Regions from separate parts of the Mus musculus genome. Here regions 1 and 2 are each linked to region 3. A link is a contact called in ENCODE POLR2A ChIA-PET data. All regions are on one chromosome and are shown on one strand. Each heading gives the region's core, a stretch centred on a gene start or an enhancer-like site at or near the end of the contact. The rest is flanking DNA. Distances are from core to core; before and after follow the strand shown.

The links. ChIA-PET counts read pairs that join two places held with the same protein, here RNA polymerase II (POLR2A).
Region 1: POLR2A ChIA-PET joins it to region 3 with 41 read pairs in Patski. The contact joins the promoter of Tpm4 here to the promoter of Ap1m1 in region 3. POLR2A ChIA-PET finds 5 or more read pairs at or near these places in 3 of 5 experiments (Patski and embryonic stem cell).
Region 2: POLR2A ChIA-PET joins it to region 3 with 10 read pairs in embryonic stem cell. The contact joins the promoter of Klf2 here to the promoter of Ap1m1 in region 3. POLR2A ChIA-PET finds 5 or more read pairs at or near these places in 4 of 5 experiments (Patski and embryonic stem cell).

The regions. Positions count from the first base shown.
Region 1 is chr8:72,133,211-72,137,807 of GRCm38, forward strand. Tpm4 (tropomyosin 4) reads left to right here and starts at 2,078. Exons shown (of 8, transcript NM_001001491.2): 1 at 2,078-2,243. The coding sequence starts at 2,112.
Region 2 is chr8:72,317,103-72,321,754 of GRCm38, forward strand. Klf2 (Kruppel-like factor 2 (lung)) reads left to right here and starts at 1,960. Exons shown (of 3, transcript NM_008452.2): 1 at 1,960-2,047; 2 at 2,324-3,140; 3 at 3,642-4,552. The coding sequence starts at 1,976. The coding sequence ends at 3,817.
Region 3 is chr8:72,238,001-72,242,213 of GRCm38, forward strand. Ap1m1 (adaptor-related protein complex AP-1, mu subunit 1) reads left to right here and starts at 2,018. Exons shown (of 12, transcript NM_007456.5): 1 at 2,018-2,243. The coding sequence starts at 2,202. Gm51536 (a long non-coding RNA gene) reads left to right here and starts at 3,945. Exons shown (of 2, transcript XR_003947404.1): 1 at 3,945-4,213.

The DNA.
Region 1 (4,597 bases), core at 828-3,327, 100 kb before region 3:
GCCCAGAGCCTCAGGACTTCCCAGGTGGCACCTCTGACAAGCTCTCCCTGTGGGAGGAAAGAAAACAACTTTAATCCAGGGTCAAGAGGCAAAGGCAGCAGATGTCTGTGAATTTAGAGCCATCCTGATCTATACAGTGAGAAGCAGTGTCAAGAAAAAGAGGGGGAGCAGAAGTGGACACTTGCATGTTCTCACACACACACACACACACGCACACGCACACACACCCGCCCCACACACACACTCACAAGTGTGCAGACACACATATATAGCTGGTTATCATCGTAATACTTACTGTCCACAGAGATCTGAGTATTGGTGTGAGCATGGAGTCCCTATCAAATTTATTTTAAGAACTGGGGGGTTGGGGGAAGTGGTGAGTGGACGGGTGTTAATCTACAGAAAGGCAACCACCCTCAGTGTTTCCTGCTGAGGAAGGACAGGAAGCTTGGCCTGGAGTACTGGGGGGTGGAGGGGAGTCCTGCTCTAGACCACATACAGCATCAGGGATAGAAGGAGATACAGAGATCCTGTGGAGTTGACACAAGAGTGACCCTAGCAGCTAGGAGGTGTCACATGGCTGAGTGGTTCTCAGAGAGGTTGATGGGATGCCTAAAACAGGAATTGTGGGGGACAGACTCTCAGAACAAACAGCACTAGATTCTGGGGAAGGTTAAAGGACACATTAATTAAAACAGATGCATGCCAGGCGGTGGTGGCACACGCCTTTAATCCCAGCACTTGGGAGGCAGAGGCAGGCGGATTTCCGAGTTCGAGGCCAGCCTGGTCTACAGAGTTCCAGGACAGCCAGGGCTACACAGAGAAACCCTGTCTCAAAAACAAAAACAAAAACAAACAAACAAAAAAACAGATGCCTAACAAATGTGCAAAAGTTAGAGGAGTGAAAATTTGATCTTAGAGGGGAATTGGTCCCTGAGAGTGGGTCTCTTCCAGGACAGACCTGAAAGCCAGGTGTGGGAGCCAGATTGGAGTGGGAGCAGGATGTGGGGCTCTTGAGGGTAAGTTTCTCAGCAGGGGAAAGGGCTTGCACACTGGTCAGAAAGTTTCTGCCTACAAAACTGGGAGTTTCTATAGGCTCCACTTTGCTTAAACAGAGATCACCTGAGAGCTGCATTCAGAAAGTGAGAATGCAAAATCCAATTTGTAGTGTTTCAAACTAAAGCTATGACTTCCTCAAGAGAGTGGGGACTCTTATGAGTCCAAGAATGGCCAGTCCTTAGGTCAAGAGTAAAATCCCTCTGTATTCAGTAATGCACACTTACCGCTCTGTGTATGTGGAGGGAGTATTTTATATTTTATGTGAGGGTGTTTTGCATGCATGCATGCCTATGCTAAGGGGTCATGGAAGCAGAGAATGTTGGCTCCCCTGGAACAGGAGCTGGGAATCAACCTGAGTCCTCTGTACAAGACCTTGTCTATATACACTTTTTACTTTCACAAACTTGTGTCCTCTGAATGAGACCTTCTTTATATAAACCTTTTACTTTCTACATTAATGTGGGCGCATGTGTGAGATTAATGGACTCTGGGCATTAGGCTTGGTGGCAAGCACCTCTACCCATGGAGCCATCTCATCAGCTCATAAAGACTTTGTTCATTTGCAGGGCCTTAAACTCCCAGTCCTTCTGCCTCAGCCTCCCAAACTCCGGGCAATGGACCATTAGGCTGACTCATTATCTTCTGTGTCCCCAGGTGAAAGAGCAGCTGACGTAGTTCCAGAAGAAACTGAAATGCGTGGAGGACGAACTGGACAGGCACTCCGAGGACCTGACAGACTTAAAGAAGACTCTAAAGCAGACGGAGAATAAAGGCTCCCAGGTAAGTGCGCGGCCGCTGGGCCAGGCGGGGCGGGCAGTGAGGGAGGACGAGGAGCCCACAGGGCAAAGGCGGCTAGCTGCACCGACGTCAGCCACCCCCTCCCACCCACCCCCCGCCCGGTGCTGACGTCGCGGCCGGCCCGGGTGACCTCATGGGCCTGACAGCAGGGCCGGGGGGCGGGGAGAGGCGGGGGCGGCCCCGGCGTGGCCAAGGCTGGCGGGCCCGGGCGCGGCCGCCCAGCTGTCGCCGGAGCCCAGCAGAACGATTGAGCTATGGCCGGCCTCAACTCACTGGAGGCAGTGAAGCGCAAGATCCAGGCCCTGCAGCAGCAGGCAGACGACGCAGAGGATCGCGCGCAAGGCCTGCAGCGCGAACTGGATGGCGAGCGCGAGCGGCGCGAGAAAGTGAGAGACCAGGACCCGCGCCGTCCGCGACCCCCGCCCGATCCCACTTTTCGTCCCGCGCGCTTCCGGGCCCGCAGTGCTCCCTGGCGCCCTCTTTTCTTCCCAGCTCCGCATGCTTCTAGCTCCCCCTTCCTCCGTCTCCCCTCCGCCTTGATCATCCATACCCTTGGATCCTGGAGCCCCGTACGCTGGCGGGGCAGGAACTGGGAGGTTGCGGGGGGGACAGTCCTGCGCGGGGCACTCCGGAGTAGTGGGGCAAATACCGCGCTCCCATTGTCTGCGGCTGACCAAGGTGGGGGCGGGGGCGGTGCGCGCTTTTGCTTCTTCGCGCCCGAACTTTCCCGGCACGTCCTTAGGGTGCGGCCGCGACACGTCCGCTGAGGGCGGGGTGGGGACAGGAGAATTTGGACGCTGGCCTGCAGGACACCCACCACCACCACCATCACCCTGTGTCCCCCTAGCCCCAGGTAATATCCACTAGGGGGCCTGCCCGACGCCGGAGCGCCCACTGTATGCGCCTTCCCTGAGAGTTCAGGGACCGGGGTGCATGAATAGTTCGGAAAGAGGAAAGGCCTCCGCGCCTCCTCTTCATCCCTGGGTCAAGCCCGGGGCCAGAGATGGGTCTGGGTTCTAAGCCCAGCTCTGGCACCCACAAAGCGTTCGATTCGTGTCTCCCAAAAGTCTGCTACAGGTGGGTAGAAAGAAAAGACTAGGGAGAGGCATTCCAGACGTTTCCGGGGCAAGGAGAGCCCCTTGCCTGAGTAGTAGGGCGGTGTTTGCTAGCGAAGGAGACTCACAGACAAGGGAAGAAGTGTTGTGTGATTGCCCAGGTCTCCTGAAGCCGTAGTGTGGGAACTCAGGGCGGGGACCCTAGAAACTGAAAGGCTAGGTGGAGTTGGCAGTGCAGGTACCGCCTGGACTCCTCCCAAGACTGCCTGGGCGACAGCCTGGCCTGGGTAGAAGCCTTGAATCCCTCAAGGACCGCTCGGGCTGGAGAAAGCCTCAGAACCGGGCGGAAGCTCTGCACAGTAGCTGTTACGGCTTCTCATACGCCCGTCCCACCCTAGACATCTCCAAAATGGCCTCGAGACTCCAGCCAAGCCAGGAATTTGGCGGCCCAAGGGTGGAGTGCGGGGGATGCCTTTTGGAAAACTCTGAGCTGCTTTAAAAGTTCATGTGGGAAAGCATGCTTCTTTTGGTTGTAGAAAGACATCTCAAGTTGATTCCGGGCCAGAAACACCCAGACTAGAAATGGGGTTGGGGTGTGTGTAGCTGATTTCTGGGCTTGTGTCCCAACAGCTGGTTTCATTTAGATTTTTGTGTGATTAACCGACGTCTTCCTGTTGCTTGGCCACAAGTATCTAGCAAGCCTCTTTTACCTTATAAGGGAAACCCTTTGTAGCCGGTGGAAGGCTTTGATTGCAGGAAGGGGCGGAGCTCAAGATGACTTAGGATGTGTGTGTGTGTGTGTGTGTGTGTGTGTGTGAATGAATGCATGGATGTGAACTAGAGCTCTTTCTGTTTTAAACAGTTGAAAATATGCCAAGATCAAAGTGTGCCTCTTCAGTCTAAGTTCTTTTCCTTTTCTTTGAGACAACTCATGAATGTGGAAACTCAATGTGACTGTGAAAGTGATTACTATGTTGGGTGTGGCCTTGAGCCCCCTGCAGCCCAGGCTACTTAGAGGCTGTGGGGTTGTCATTGAATGGTGGGATACTTGCTTAGTATGCACAAAGTCCTGGGTCCCTTCTGCAGGACTGGGTGAACTGGATGAAGTAGAGCCTGCACTTGAGAGATTAAGGCAGGGCAGTCAGAAATTAGGGCCAGACTATGTAGTTAGAGGCCAACTTGGACTTCGTGAAACCATAACAAAAAAAAAAAAAACAAAAAAACAAAACAAAACAAAAAACCAACAACTAAAAGCTCCACCGACTGCAGATGGGCACAAGGTTCTTTTTAGCAAATGGCAAAAGTTAACAAATTAGATAGTGGTCCTGGTTACATAACTTTTGCTAAATATACTAAAAACTGAAGTGGGCGGGAACCAATACTGCCCCACTTGTTGCATATGATAGGTATTGAAGTTCAAGATATAAAAAAGAGGCACCCATGGGCCCCTGAGATGGTTCAGCTGGGTAGAGGTGCTTGCCACTAAGGCTGATGATCTGAGTTCAGTCCCCAGGACCCACATTGTGGGAAGAGAGACCTGAGACGCACAGACACATATTGGTGTTGGGGGAGGGTGGTCACAGATCACAAACTGGGGGGCAAGGGGGATCCTCTGTATATTGACAGGCAACCTGGCCTTGTTCTTTATACTTTCCCTGCTGTGTAAACTGAGGTAGAGAGGGCCC
Region 2 (4,652 bases), core at 710-3,209, 79 kb after region 3:
GCCTGTTATACCAGCACTTTGGAGGCAGAGGCAGGAAGATGGCCATCCTGGACTATATAAGAAAAGACTATAAGATATAAGAAAAACCTATTACACACACACTGCAAATAAAAACAGAACTCCCTCCTCCAGAATCCTTAACGTTGGGAAATGACCCAAATCTTATCATTTGTTCCTTAGTAACGGGAAACTGAGACACACACACTCAGGGTGTTGTTCAGATCTGAATACACCACATGGCTCACTTTTGCTCCATGTGAAACACACATGGTATTCCCCGCTCTGTGGTGACAGGCTGAGGTGGGTCCCCGGTCCTAGAGGACTTGTTAGATCTTCCTTAACCAAGCCAGTGTTTCAGCCTCACATTCTGCCTCCATGAGTGTGTGATCTCTCTACTTTGATGTTTTGTGGAAAGGACCTGTGGACAGTTGGGGCTGATGTTACAGACCAGTGTCTGTAGTTCGCCAATGTTTCTGCTCCAAAGTCACAGAAGTGGACAAGGGGCTGGGTGTGGAATCTGCCACCCCCTATTCCTGCTGGAATCACTGCACCCAACTACACAAGCTTGACTGCACCCCTCAGCCTCCTGGTTTCAGGTCACAGCTTCAATGCCCTCCCTCTCTCTATTACCCTCTTGCTTTCTCCAGAGCTTACCTCAATGTTTGCCTCCGGGGTTAAGGTCAAAATTGCACCAATGTCCTTCCCCAGGCTCACCACATACTTCCTCCTCTTCCACTGTTCCTTTTTTTTTTCTGTTTAGGCCCCTTGGGTATTATGCATATTTATTTGATGTGCCCATCCCCCACTGAGTATCCCTTGCAAGTCTTGACAGTCAGACAACAGCTCTTCCCTGCACTAGAAGGATTTATGTGAGGTGTATGTTTGTGGGAGGTGAAAGGTCCCAGAGACTCAGTACTGTATTTATGTATCTAGTGTAAATTGTAATTATTACATGCTATTGTGTATTTGCACGTGCGCCAGTGCACTGTGAGGTCTAAGGACAACTTATGGGAACGGATTCTCTCCCCCTTTTGGGAACTGAGCTCCTTGGATGAGGCTTGTAAGCAGACACTAAGCCATCATGCCTGCCTCTAGTGTTTGCTTCTTTTTTAAGACACGGTCTCTTGTAGCCAAAGGGGCCTTGAACCTAATGCTTTCAACCTCCTAAATGTTCTGAAGACAAGCATATACCACCATGCCATGGTGTCTGCCTCTGTGTGTGTGTGTGTGTCTCCTTCCCTCCCTCCCTCCCTCCCTCCCTCCCTCCCTCCCTCCCTCCCTCCCTCCCTCCCTCCCTCCCTCCCTCCCTCCCTCCCATCTCTCTCTCTCTCTCTCTCTCTCTCTCTCTCCCTCTCTCTCTCTTTCTCTCTCTGTGTCTATCTCTCTCCCTCTGTGTGTGTGTGTGTGTGTGTGTGTGTGTGTGTGTGTATTAAGGGGGCTACGATGCTCCAGGCTGGCCTCAACTCCCTTCTAGGCAGGCCCCAAACTTCATCCTTCTTGTCTTAGCTTCCAAGGTAGCTTAAACAAAGATTTCACAGAGCGTTCCCTGGGTGAGCACTGTGACCCCAGACTCCCCATGCATCGGTCCAGGTTTCCAGGGGCTTGAGGCTGGGGAGATACCGGGAAAGCCTCGTCACCCGTGTTCCCCGCGGAGTCCCAGGTGCCACCCCCTCCCCCGCCCCCCGCGCGCGCTAACTATGCTGTTGTGCCTGGTTTGTTGACGCCGTCGCCATAGGGACGGTCGGGGGCGGGGCCCGGCCGCGGGGGCGGGGCTTGAGGAGCGCAGTCCGGGCTCCCGCAGTAGCCGCCACAGCCACCACCGCCAGGCTTATATACCGCGGCTAAATTTAGGCTGAGCCCGGAGCTCGTCCCCATCCGGGACGCGTTTCCGTCGACGCCTCCTAGCCCGGCCCTCTGTGCCTGCCGCGCCTATAAGGCCTGGGTGGGCCGGGCCACAGCACACACAGTCCCTGCCATGGCGCTCAGCGAGCCTATCTTGCCGTCCTTTGCCACTTTCGCCAGCCCGTGCGAGCGCGGCCTCCAGGAGGTGAGGGCAGCGAGGGTCCGCGGGCGGCGGGGTAGCAAGGTACCAGGCTACAGGGTGCAGGAGCCAGTACTGGAGATGACAAGGTCCAGGGTGCTGACCGCCTCAGGGAGTTAGACTTCAGGCTGTGGGACAGGAGGTGGGTGCAGGGACTGAGGACACGCGCGCTGAAGGGATGCCGTGCACCGGGTGCAGATCTTGAGGGCCTAGTTGTTAGACTTTGGGGTGCAGGGTAGCAGGAGGCACCCCCACTCACGTCCCGCGCCCTGTCTCCTGCAGCGCTGGCCGCGAAATGAACCCGAGGCGGGCGGCACGGATGAGGACCTAAACAACGTGTTGGACTTCATCCTCTCCATGGGATTGGACGGTCTGGGCGCCGAAAATCCTCCCGAGCCCCCGCCGCAGCCCCCGCCGCCTGCCTTCTACTACCCGGAGCCGGGTGCTCCGCCGCCCTACAGCATCCCCGCGGCCAGCCTGGGAACAGAGCTGCTGCGCCCCGACCTGGACCCGCCTCAGGGGCCGGCTCTGCACGGCCGCTTCCTCCTCGCGCCTCCCGGGCGGCTAGTGAAGGCCGAGCCCCCCGAGGTGGACGGCGGCGGCTACGGCTGCGCTCCGGGCCTGGCCCACGGACCGCGCGGGCTGAAGCTCGAGGGCGCCCCAGGAGCGACAGGTGCATGCATGCGGGGTCCCGCCGGCCGCCCCCCGCCGCCCCCGGACACGCCGCCGCTCAGCCCCGACGGCCCCCTGCGCATCCCGGCGTCCGGTCCCCGCAACCCGTTCCCGCCGCCCTTCGGTCCCGGCCCCAGCTTCGGCGGTCCCGGCCCCGCGTTGCACTACGGGCCTCCCGCGCCTGGCGCCTTCGGTCTTTTCGAGGACGCGGCGGCAGCGGCGGCGGCGCTGGGCTTGGCTCCACCTGCCACGCGCGGTCTCCTCACGCCGCCCTCGTCCCCGCTGGAGCTGCTGGAGGCCAAGCCCAAACGCGGCCGCCGCTCCTGGCCCCGCAAGCGCGCCGCCACACATACTTGCAGCTACACCAACTGCGGCAAGACCTACACCAAGAGCTCGCACCTAAAGGCGCATCTGCGTACACACACAGGTGGGCGCCTGGCCTCATTCCCGGGATCTGCGGCAGGGGGATGGCCGCGAGTTCAGGAACAGGCTAGGTTACAGAGGAAGACCCTGTCCATCCTCCAGAAGGGAAATGGATACTGTCCCCAGAGTCTATGACACTGCCAAGGGGGTGTGGCAGTTTAATGGGTTGGCTCCGAGGGACTCAGGTCTCAAGAATTCGGGACATAATTAAGAAGCTGTGGAGGGCTGGGCTGGGGCTTAGCACTGCATATAAAGTTTGGCATGGTGGCCTGAGCCTGTCATCTCAGTACTGAGCAGAAGAATCAGGAATTCAGACCTAATCTCAGAATGTTAGGGGAGGAATGCACCTGAGCCTGCTAGTGGTCAGCTTCAGGAGCCCAAGGTTCTCTGTTTAGATTAGATGTGGGATGGAGATGAGAGGGAGAGGGCAGTGCTATCCGGTGCAGGGTGCCCAGAGCAGGCTTTCGGGGAAATTGAGGCTCAATGTCATTCCTCTCTGATGCAGGTGAGAAGCCTTATCATTGCAACTGGGAAGGATGCGGCTGGAAGTTCGCGCGCTCTGACGAGCTTACCCGCCACTACCGAAAGCACACAGGTCACAGACCCTTTCAGTGCCACTTGTGCGACCGGGCCTTCTCCAGGTCCGACCACCTGGCCTTGCACATGAAGCGACACATGTAGCCTGGGTCGACTCGGCTAGCCCATGCGCGACTGTGGCAGGTTCCACGCGCGGGGCACGGTCCCCTTGCAAACAGACTGCTATTTATTGGACCTTAGGACAGAGCCGGACAAGTGTGGCCACAGGAAAATGACTCTGCCACCAGTTCTGGCCCCCACAGTGACTGAAGGCCCCAGGAAAGAAGACAGGAGTCTGTGAAGAATGTTTTCAAAATGGTGCAATAATTGACTTATTTCCCTCGGGTCCCCACTAGAGGATCGAGGCTAGATGCCTTGTGAGAAATGCCTTTGAGTTTACTGTCCCCAACGTTTTTATAATATTGTATATAAGACTATGACCGATTGTATTTCTATAAGGGAGACGATGGCATCTCTGCCGCCTGCTTCGTTTTTATACGACTTTTTTTTAATTAAAGTTTTGGATCTTTGGAGGAATCACGGTAGTGGTGTGGCTGGGGATAGGGTAGGTCCTGAGGGGACAGGGAGCAGTCAGTGCCTGTGGCCAAGGTCACCAGCTGCAGCCCCCAGCTGCCAAGGCCTGTGGGTTCGCTATAAATGTAAACATGGTGTTTTAGGATTGAGCACAGGTTATTTTTAAGTCTGCTACTTTGAGCCATAATTTGCCCCACCCCCACCCCCTGTATCCCAAGTGGGAAAAGCCTTGGCTCCACTGATGTGGCTGACCATTCCTTTTTTTAGAAAGAAAAATAGAAAAGAAAATTAAAAACCTTTTCCTGGTACCATCTTGGGGTTTAGCCAAACTTATGGAGCGTGCAGGTGTTTTGGCGAGCGCACGTGTGTGTGTGTGTGTGTGTGTGTGTGTGTGTGCGCGCGCGCG
Region 3 (4,213 bases), core at 768-3,267:
GAAATACTGAATAAAACTCTAAACAGACCTTGACAAAATTAATCCTAGAGACTGGCACAGACTTACTTGGTACTCCTTCCCCTTGCCCTATTTAGAACTGAGAATACTCCCTCTTGATTCGGTTTTACTCTTTTTAAGATCCTTTATGGGGCTCCTATGCCCATCACTGTCTTAAATAATGTGTTTAAACCTATGTTGTTATAATAATGATCTGTATACTAAGTTATAAGGCTTACAGGTGGTGCAGAAAGAAGTCTGATCACAACTGGCTACAGTGAACAAGCTGGGTACCCCAAGGACATCTTACCAGTTCCAGCCAGAGATCTGATCTGCGTACACCTGCGTCATGCTGAGACCCTCAAGCCTCACTAGAAGGGTCCCTGCCTAGTTCTGTTTACTAATCTGCCTTATTCTGTTGTTGTTCCCATGTTAAAGATAGAGTAAATGCAGTATTCTCCACATAGAGATATAGACTTCTGAAATTCTAAGATTAGAATTACTTACAAGAAGAAGTGGGGAATGAAGAATGAAAAATTACTGGCCTCTTGTAAGAACATGAATTTTTTACCTCGGAGCCCACCCCCTCCCATCTAGAGATTGTTCTCGGAACACTCCTAAACTTTTCACCCCAAAACTCCTCACCCTAAAGTTCGAAAAAACTGTTCCAAGAACATTTTTGAGATAAAGGCCTCCTGACGTAGATTCCTTGATAGGACATGACTCCTTAGTTACCTAGATTCCTTTGGCAGAACTCCCTAGTGATGTAAACTTGTACTTTTCCTGCCCAGTTCTCCCCCTTTGAGTTTTACTATATAAGCCTGTGAAAAATTTTGGCTGACTGTCGAGACTCCTCTACCCTGTGCTAAGGTGTATGAGTTTCGACCCCAGAGCTCTGTGTGCTTTCATGTTGCTGCTTTATTTCGACCCCAGAGCTCTGGTCTGTGTGCTTTCATGTCGCTGCTTTATTAAATCTTACCTTCTACATTTTATGTATGGTCTCAGTGTCTTCTTGGGTACGCGGCTGTCCCGGGACTTAAGTGTCTGAGTAAGGGTCTCCCTTCGGGAATCTTTCACTATGTGTCACACAAGTAAAAAACCACACAAAGTAAAAAACAAAAAAAAGCCCTTGGGGCGGGGAGGAGTGTTGATGGGCTCCTTTGATCTCTCGGTGGCAGAAAGGTGGTTAAGAATGGCAGAATTTGCCGGGCGGTGGTGGCGCACGCCTTTAATCCCAGCACTTGGGAAGCAGAGGCAGGTTTATTTCTGAGTTCAAGGCCAGCCTGGTCTACAAAGTGAGTTCCAGGACAGCCAGGACTATACAGAGAAACCCTGTCTCGAAAAAAGAAGAATGGCAGAATTAAAATTTAATCAGCCTTACTTTGGTTTTGTTTTTTTGAGACAGGGTTTCTCTGTATAGTCCTGGCTGTCCTGGAATTCACTTTGTAGACCAAGCTGGCCTCGAACTCAGAAATCCGCCTGTCTCTGCTTCCAGAGTGCTGGGATTAAAGGCGTGCGCTAGCTACCACGCCCGGCTCAGCCTTACTGTGAATTAGGCACAGGCTAAGTTACACACGTGCTACCCTGGGTTCACTGGGGCAAGACGGGTGAAGCCCAGTCAGTTGAGAGGTTGACAGTGACAAGTGATTGCTGATAAGGCTGGATTGCCATTGGGAGACTGACTTCCTTTAAGCGCCACCTAACGGCGAGTCACAGTCAGTGACGGGATATTAGTTTACTTGACTTCTGCAGAAAGCAAGGCTGTCTCGAAAAAACAAAAAAAGAAAAAGAAAAAAAAAGGCTCAACTCCAAATCGGTTCCGCTTTCAGCGTCTTCTCACAGCAACAGGCTTGGAAGCGTCCACCTTCATTCCACAGCTAGTCCTTCAGGTACAAGGAGTAATGACAAAGCTGCCCCGCCCTGGTCCTCCAGGCCCCGCTCTTCAGGAAGGCCACGCCCCCTGACTTCCGGCCCGTTTGAGCTATGGGTGAAAAATACTGCCAAAAAGTTCCTACTGCGCTTGCACTCAGTTACGCGCCTGCGCACTTGCGGCTCCCTTCAGACCGGACATAACGGTCCACGCGCTGCTTCATGGACCGGAAGTGGAGGGGAAGTGTCTCGGGGCGCGCCGGGCCTTGCTGAACGCCCGCAGTTCCTGCCGTTGCCGCCGCCCTCGGCTACTGCCGAGACCTTCCAAAGCCGCCATGTCCGCCAGCGCCGTCTACGTACTGGATCTGAAGGGCAAGGTACTGAAGGGTTCGCCACCCTCCGCGTTGCCAGGCAACCAACGGGCCCTCGCCCTGTCAGGACCCACCCTGTTGCTAGGCAACTGGCCGACCAGCCCAGCTAGGGCGTCAGGCAGGCGGGGCAGCCTCACTTGCCAGCCCTACCAAGTTACTAGGAAATGGGCGGTGGTCTTTCCGCGAGTCCCGCCCCATTGCTAGCCAACTTGGTGGGCTGCGGTTGCTAGGTAACTGTCCGCTTTGCCCCTTTCCCTTTTTGTTCGCCTGGGTACCGGACTCTAGCTTCTCCTGCGAACTCCTGTAGCAGGACCCTGCGCCCCGGGGACCGTGCGACCCTTGGCCAGAGGCGTGGCGGGAACTATGGCCTTAGGTCGGTCCCTCGCTCCACAGGCTTCAGCGTTCCCTAGAGCCACTGAGCTTCCTATGACATTAAGAGAAGCGGATGATAAAAGTGTGGTTTTAAGAAGGGCGTGGTGGCGCACGCCTTTAATCCCAGCACTCGGGAGGCAGTCAGGCGGATTTCTGAGTTCGAGGCCAGCCTGGTCTACAAAGTGAGTTCCAGGACAGACAGGGCTATACAGAGAAACCCTGCCTCGAAAAACAAAAACAAACAAAAGTGTGGTTTTAGAGGGGGAAACAGTGCCTAGAGTCACACTGATTACTGGGAAGTAGCGGCCTGGAAGCATCCTCGCCAGGCAGGTGCTAAGCCCAGGGCCACCGTGGGTTAGCCTAATCTGTCATAGCTCAACTTAGTCACTTGGAAAAAACAGAAATAGATGAATACCTATTGGGGCCATGTCTTCATAATGGACTAGCAGCTGCAACTGAAGAATCAGGGAGAGCTATCCTGACTGGGAATAACAAAGACTGCTGAGACATGAAGGCCCTGCACAGAAACAGGACCCTGGCATCTTGCCCAGCGTTATCTGAGAAAGAAATCTTCATTTGTGTGTTTCTGCGGGTGTGTGGAGGAAGGAGACCCCTGCTACTCTTACATGGGCTCTTGTTATCGAACTCGGGTCACTAGACTGATTGAGCTAGGCTGCCTGAACCGTTAAAACGCATGGATCTGCCTGTCTGTACTTCCCAGCAGAATCTGACTTTTTCCCTCTCTTGGTTTTATGAGACAAGTTTTCTCTGTGTAGCTCTGGCTGTCCTGGAACTCACTCTGTAGACCAGGCTGGCCTTGAATTTAGAGACTGACCTGCCTCTGCCTCCCAGGTGCTGGGATTAAGGTATTTGCCACCACCACCTGGTAAGCACCTGGCTGTTACCTGGGATTTGGGTATAGAGTTCAGGTCGGATATTTGGAAAATACAGACTGAGCTGTCTCCCTAGCATAATGGATGGTTTTGTGGTGCTGAGGATAGAGCCTAGAACAACAAGCTCTCTGTCAGGCAGCCACAGTGTACTCTATGCAAAAGCCTCTTCCAGGAAGGCACATTTAGCCTTAAGAAAGGCACTGTCTGTCGCTCTACCTCAGGCTGTCAGAGTGGAAGGCAAGTGGCCAGCCTCTTATGTTTGGAAGCTACCAGAACAGGTCCAGCCACAGTAAACAAGTCCAACATTTAGCAGTGAAAGAACATTGATGTCCAGTCTACATGGAAGAGCTAGAGCTTAGAAGAGCCCCACCCTCCACGTTTTCCTTAGTCCCTTGAGTGTGTACCTGCCTTGTATGTCACCCAAGATCGACAACTGGTGAGTTCCAGACCTGGGCCTCCTCCACAGCCTTCTGGGAAGCTGGGTAGGGGCAGTGTTCCCTAGGTCTCATGACATATGCTCTGCCTTCCAACCTGGCCTAGAGGTACAGTGGGCTGCCTGTCGTGGCTTGCTTGTTCCTTTAGCAAACATCTCATTGGCACAAGCAAGTACCCATCCTGGGCTGAAGCTGTAGAGCCATATTTACATGTGGATTCAGCCAATCTCCGCAGCTGAGCTGTATGATCATAGACAAGCACCTTGGCTCAGCACCT